Linked DNA regions of Homo sapiens: region 1 is linked to region 2. A link is an interaction called in ENCODE POLR2A ChIA-PET data of the cell type or tissue named here. Cell type or tissue: HCT116. All regions are shown on one strand. Each heading gives the region's core, and the rest is flanking DNA. Links, peaks and the distances in the headings are about the cores only.

Region 1 (2,898 bases), core at 262-2,761, 140 kb before region 2:
GGTGGAAGGTGGTCTCGAGGCTCAGAGGCCTTACCCAGACAGACTTCCTTCCCTGGGGAGGGATCAGCCACAAAACAGTGGCCGAAGGAGAGAAACACATTCCCTTCAGAATGGAAATGGAAAGACAAAAGACTTCTTTCATGCAGTAAAAATATGAAAGTCATAGCATAACTATGGTTCCAAAGGTCATGTCTTTCTTTGGCACAGAACATGGTCCCTGAGATCCATTTGTTCTTGCTTTCCCCTCTGTTCACTCTCTCAATGTTGGGGTGGCCCAGGATTCTCTTCTGGCTCTTCCATGTCCGCAGTGCCCTGCTCCACGTTTCACCTGCCTCTACAGCAGGCATGCTTGTATCTATCCCTCTAGCCATGAGCTGTGTCCAGGACTCCGGACTTGCACCTAAAGCTGCCCCTTGGATATAGTCAGTCCCTGGATGACTAACCATGTGGCCCAAACTAGACTCTTAATTTCCTCTGCCAATCCTACTCCTGCACACATCAAGTGAGGGCATCCCAGTCATGCAGTTGCTCAAGTCCTGTGTCTAAGGTCCTTGATTCCTCCTTTCCTTACCTCCCACACCTGGGTCAGCAACAAGTCCTGTCCACACCATCTCAAAAAACATGTTCGATCCTTGTACTGCTCCAGATCCATCCAGACCACCCCATCCCAGCCACCTCCCTCTTGCGCCTGGACTACAATAACAGACAGTCTGTGTTTGACTCTTGCCAGCTACAGTCTGTTCTTCCACACTGGAGTGCACTTTTAAAATGCAGTGCAAGTGGCTGGAGATGGTGGCTCCTGTCTAGTTCTACCACTTTGGTAGGCTGAGGCAGGAAGGATCGCTTGGGCCCAGGAGTTCAAGACCAGCCTGGGCAACATAGTGAGACCCTGTCTCTCTAAAAAAAACAATAATAAATTTTAAAAATGCAATGCAAGCTATGTTAGATGGAAATGTGAAACATCACGGGGCACCTGTATAAGTGTCGTTTACTTCATAGCATGAATAAATGTATCTGTGAGATGCAAAAAAATAAAAAGAAAAAAGAAAATGCAACGCAGACCTGCTTAAAACCTATTGGCTTCCTGCCCACTTAGAATAAAATTCAAAGCCCACCTTACAAAACCCTGAGGATGTAGCCCCTGTTTACTTCCCCATCCTCATCTTTTTCTGCTCCCGATCCCCCACCCTGCCTACCGTGCTCCCCCCAAGTTAGCCTCCTAGCCCCTAACCCAGGCCTTTGAACACGGGCCTTTGAACTTCAGCCAGGCCTGCTCACCTCCTGCCTTCAGGGGCTGGCACCTTCTTAATATTCAGTGTTCAACTTAGGAGCCTGGGACAGATGCCGGGGTTTGGAAGCCGCCACTCCTGCTCCTCTTCTTCCACCTGGCTACCCCATGTACAAACCACATGCATTTCCAGCCATGCCTCAAAGACCGTCACCCTGAAAATCCCTAAATTTGGGGAAGTTTGAAAGACACCCGAGTCTTATTTTAGCCTTGGTGATAGAAGACTAACCAGGACGAACTATCAGCTCCACCAACTCTCTTCCCACGCAGTGTGGCCCCTGCCTCAGCCAGTGACTCAGTCTGGTACTGAGCCTGCATCCCCACTGCCTACACCCTCACCCTCCATCTGTGCTGGGGCACACTGCCCTCCTCTGGCCGGCCGTAAGCTCCCTGGAAGCAAGAACCTTGTCTTCCAGAACTTGGCGGCCTGCAGTTTGCAGCAGGGCTTTGCACATAGCACAAACATACTAAGTCAGGAAGTAGCTGTTGAGCTCCAGGAGAATGCTGAGAACAGGGTGGCCATTAATTTAACCTAGAGAGGAATACTCGGAAGTAGTCACAGTGAATATGACACAGGCACTTCACATCTACACAGGAGAGGCTTGCTCAGGGCCACTCAGCTGCAGTTCCCAAACAGGGTGCCCACAAAAGCAGCTGGAAAGCTTCCAAAACAACCCAGAGGCCCAGGCTCTTCTCCATACCTCCTAAATTAGAATCTCTGGGGTAGGGGTCCATGATCCTATTTTCTCTTTCTTTTTTTTTTTTTTTTTTTTTGATTTGAAGTCTTGCTCTGTCTCTCAGGCTGGAGGGCAGTGGCACCATTTCAGCTCACTGCAACCTCTGCCTGCTAGGTTCAAGTGATTCTCCTGCCTCAGCCTCCTGAGTAGTTGGGATTACAGGCAGGCGCCACCACGCCCGGCTAATTTTTGTATTTTTAGTAGAGATGGGGTATCACCATGTTGGTCAGGCTGGTCTCGAACTCCTGACCTCATGATCCACCCGCCTCGGCCTCCCAAAGTTCTGGGATTACAGGTGTGAGCCACCGCGCCTGGCCTTTTCATGATCCTATTTTCAAAAAGCAGCTCCAGTGAATCTAATGTATTTGGGAGTCACTTGTTCTAGGACAGTGTTTTCCTGAGCTTGCTGGATGATGTAATTCCCCTGGGGTATTTGTTTAATTTATAGATTGCTATGCCTCCTCCTGGACATTCGGATTCACTCAGTCTGGGTTGGGCCCAGGAACCTGATTTTCCTTTTTAAAACCCAGCACTCCAGGTGAGTGTCTATGGGCAATGCCTAACATATGTGGATGCTTCAGACCTTTATTTTCCCAAACCCAGATTTCCACCCACTCTCCTCTGTCTTAGCAATTGGCCTTGTGTCTGACCTAGACAGGGAAGCCAGGGCTGGCCCCATGTCTGTGCCCTTCCTCTTCTGGAACCTTTCCCCTTTGACATCGTTTCGCCCCAACTCCATGGACAGGGGCCTTCCTCCTTGCTGAGCTTAGAGCCTCCTCCACTCCCGCTCTCCATCCCACCTCCCCTCTGTCAGGGCCTTCCTCACTCGGTTACTCTCTCACAATGGTATTTTCACAGACTCCTCCTCCTAAT
Region 2 (2,898 bases), core at 156-2,655:
AACTCCTGAAGTGGAGAGGAGGCCACTGGTGGTAGGTGTGGGGGATGGGCAAGGCTCTAGAATTGGCCACCATGGGAATTCTTAGCATCTGTTGGCATTTCTGGGGAGAGCTCAGACCTCAAAGGTGACTGCCTCTCTCCCTGGAGTGGCCAAGGAGGAAAGGGAGGAAAGGGATCCTGGGGGACAGAGCCAGGGGAAGCTAAAGAGAAAATGTTCCAGTGGCCCTGTGAGGTGGCCCTTATACACAGTGGATATCCCTTGGGCCCCTTGGGCTGCTGGGCCCCAGTTCTCACCACCAGCAAGCTGCAGAAAGGTTGTGGTGGCCCCAGAGGAGACAGGAATCGTGGGCATGGCCCCATCTTGAGGAGAGGGAGTCCTCGAGGTTCTCGCCCAGCAGTGGCCTTTCACTGCCCAGGTTCTCGGGATTGGAGGAAGCAGGGTTTTCCTCGGGAAAGGAGGTGAGGCTTGACCTGCTTCCTCTTTCTCCATATTTCAAGTGAGGTTCACTCCAGCCTGAGACATGATGGCTGTCCCCACCTCCATCCCCAGCCCAGTCCCTCTGGCCCAGACACACCTTAGAGAGAGATGCCCTACTTCCACAGCTTACTTGGGGCTTGTCAGGTGGGCTGGGATTGGTAGGCAGGCCAGGGGCTGAGCCCTTCATGTGCCCAGGGATAGGCAGCTGGGATTGGCAGGCTATGGCTGGGAATCCGAGCGCAGGACTGGGTGAGGGTGGGTGGAGGGGGCCAGGCTCGAGCAGGTCTGAGAAAGGAAATGGAAGGACAGATAAGTGCTGACCTTGTCCTCCCAGGGCAGGGGAGTGGTGGGAGCAGAATAGGGGTATGGGTGAGGAGAGGAACCAGGGCTGCGGAGAAGGGGAGGGGGGCCAGGCAGGAGAGGGGGGCCTGCAGGGAGCCGTCTCAGGTCTCCTGCCAAAAATTAAACTATAAAAAAGCTGGAGGGGAGCGGCAGGGGAAGGAAGGAGAGAAAGGAGATGGGGAGGGAGGGAGGGACCAAACAGCCCCTCTGCACCAATAGCCCGGCAGGGGGACGTGAGTAATACATGGCTGGTTCAGAGGGAGTGAGATCAAAAGCCAGTAGATACAAGAGGTTTGTGCTTCACCGACCAGACAGCCAGAGGCTCAATGAGACCTTTGTTACTCAGGCCCAAGTCAGGGTTGAAGGAATACCTGGCTGCCCCGCCTGCCCAGCCCGCCCCCACCCCCACCCCCACCGTCCTCAGGGCTGGGGGAGGGGCCGGTCACAAGTGAGTCAAGTTGAGTTGGGTACAGCTCAGCCCTGGCCGGTGGTGGGCGGGCAGGGGGAGGGAGGAGGCCTGCCCTCGCTGGGGCGTGGAGCTTCTCGGGGTGAGTGGAGGAGTGAGTGGCTGCCTGGAAGGCAGGAAGTGGCTCTGCGGGGAATTGTGAGGCGGACTGCGAGGGAAAGGGGGCCTTGTTGAGTCCGCCAGGTGAGCAGCCCCTGGGACCCCCAGCCCCTGGCCCAGCATCCCTTGGGAGGGAGCTGAGGGCATTCTGCCTAGAGTCCATGGCTTTATGCAGGGCCTGGGTCTGGGGTTCTGGGGGCCCATGAGAGAGGAAGGAAAGGAGAACCAGAGGGGGTTGGGGCTGGGGCAGATGGCCCAAAGTTCAGGTGGGAGGCCGCAGGATGCCTGGTTGTTTGGCCCTGAAGGTTGGGCATGTCTGGAGTGTGTGGAGGGGCGTGCTGTGCTGTGCTGTGTGCTGTGTGCTGTGCTGTGCTGTGCTGTTGTTGGGGAATGCAGGATTCCTGTCCAGTGAAAACAGGTTGCTTCTACCAGGGTTGTGCAGGGAGCCAGCAAGTGTTGCCCTGGGGCTGAGGGTACAGTTGGGGTGGGAGAGGCAGCTACTCCCTGGCAGAGGCAGGGCCTGATCTGGGCCTGGGGCCTCTTACCATCTTCTTGGGGGCCCCTGGGAGAGGTCTGAGGCCCCTGGGGCTTTCCTGAGCCTGGGCTAGCAGGAGCCCTAGAAGCCCACTTCTCTGAAGCTGATGCCTGCAGCTGACCCGTCATGGGAGCGGGTGGGGAAATAGCACTTGTGATTAGAACACACCTTTTCCAGGGCCCTGAGACCTTGGTTCGCCTTAACTCAGCTCTTCAATCCAGTCCTAGAGATGTCTGTGCTAACCCCCATGTCCTGCCAATGAGAGCGGCAGGGCACTGCGCACCCCTCCCACAGCCTTGTCAGGGATGGCTCCAGAGTGAGCTGCCCTCAGCTTGGGGAGGTTTCAGCTGAAGCCCTCTTTCTGACTCCAACCAGGTCTGGAGACAGAGATCTCACTCTCCTCTAAACTATGCAAGAATGGGTGTTGTCGGTAACCACCCAGACTGGTCTGGGTAGGTTGGCCCAGCCCCCACCCCTGGGGGCACTCAAGAAACCTATTTAACCCCTCTAAACAAAGGGTAGGTCCTCATCGCTGCCCTCCTTTACCCAGACCCTCCTTTGCCCTCTGTGCTTCCAGTGGCTGGACTAGAAAGAGTTAAGCTTTGTAAAGAGGGAGCCTAACCTGGGGCCCCCCATCCTGGGTACTGGCAGCAGCAGCCTTGAAAAGATCCGGCCTTATTCTCTAGGGAAGGGGTAGTTAAGGACCCTGGGCAGGGGGCTGGAAGCTAATTAAGGGAATTTGAGGAGGTCCTTTATGGCCAGGAAGCCACCCCTCCTCATACCCTGGAGTGAGGACCATTGTGTGAGGCCTTTGTAGGGCAAGAACTGGAAACTCATTACTGGGATGGCTTTAGTGCAGGTGGTGGAAGATGGTGAGAGAATTTAACCTGGGGGGCCCAGTCCTGGAGGGAGGCAGTGTGGGTGGGTCTGGGGTCGGGGGTGCTGAGAAGGGGAGTGAGGGCTTCTCGGGTGCCCCAGC

Evidence for each region. ChIA-PET counts read pairs that join two places held together with the same protein. Peaks named below come from ENCODE experiments on the same cell type or tissue, not always from the same donor. Only the 100,000 strongest peaks of a DNase experiment are listed, where the experiment ranks them.
Region 1: POLR2A ChIA-PET joins it to region 2 with 5 read pairs; 4 of 35 experiments call an interaction of 5 or more read pairs at or near these places.

Annotation. Positions count from the first base shown.
Region 1 is chr1:205,587,634-205,590,531 of GRCh38, reverse strand. The region is part of intron 6 of SLC60A1 (solute carrier family 60 member 1); the gene reads right to left. All of the region lies in intron 1 of LOC124904491 (a long non-coding RNA gene), which reads left to right. Among named protein-coding and RNA genes, the nearest start is that of SLC60A1-AS1, 20 kb to the right of the region's middle. In HCT116, for the core only: a CTCF peak has its summit at 1,659 (motif pointing left); no DNase peak of the experiment used is centred there.
Region 2 is chr1:205,448,438-205,451,335 of GRCh38, reverse strand. The region is part of intron 1 of BLACAT1 (BLACAT1 overlapping LEMD1 locus); the gene reads left to right. It also overlaps a transcript of LEMD1 not described here. Among named protein-coding and RNA genes, the nearest start is that of MIR135B, 1.5 kb to the right of the region's middle. RefSeq lists a silencer at 1,144-1,353. In HCT116, for the core only: no CTCF peak of the experiment used is centred there; DNase peaks (open chromatin) are centred at 705 and 1,115; H3K4me3 peaks cover 2,455 bases; H3K27ac peaks cover 2,393 bases.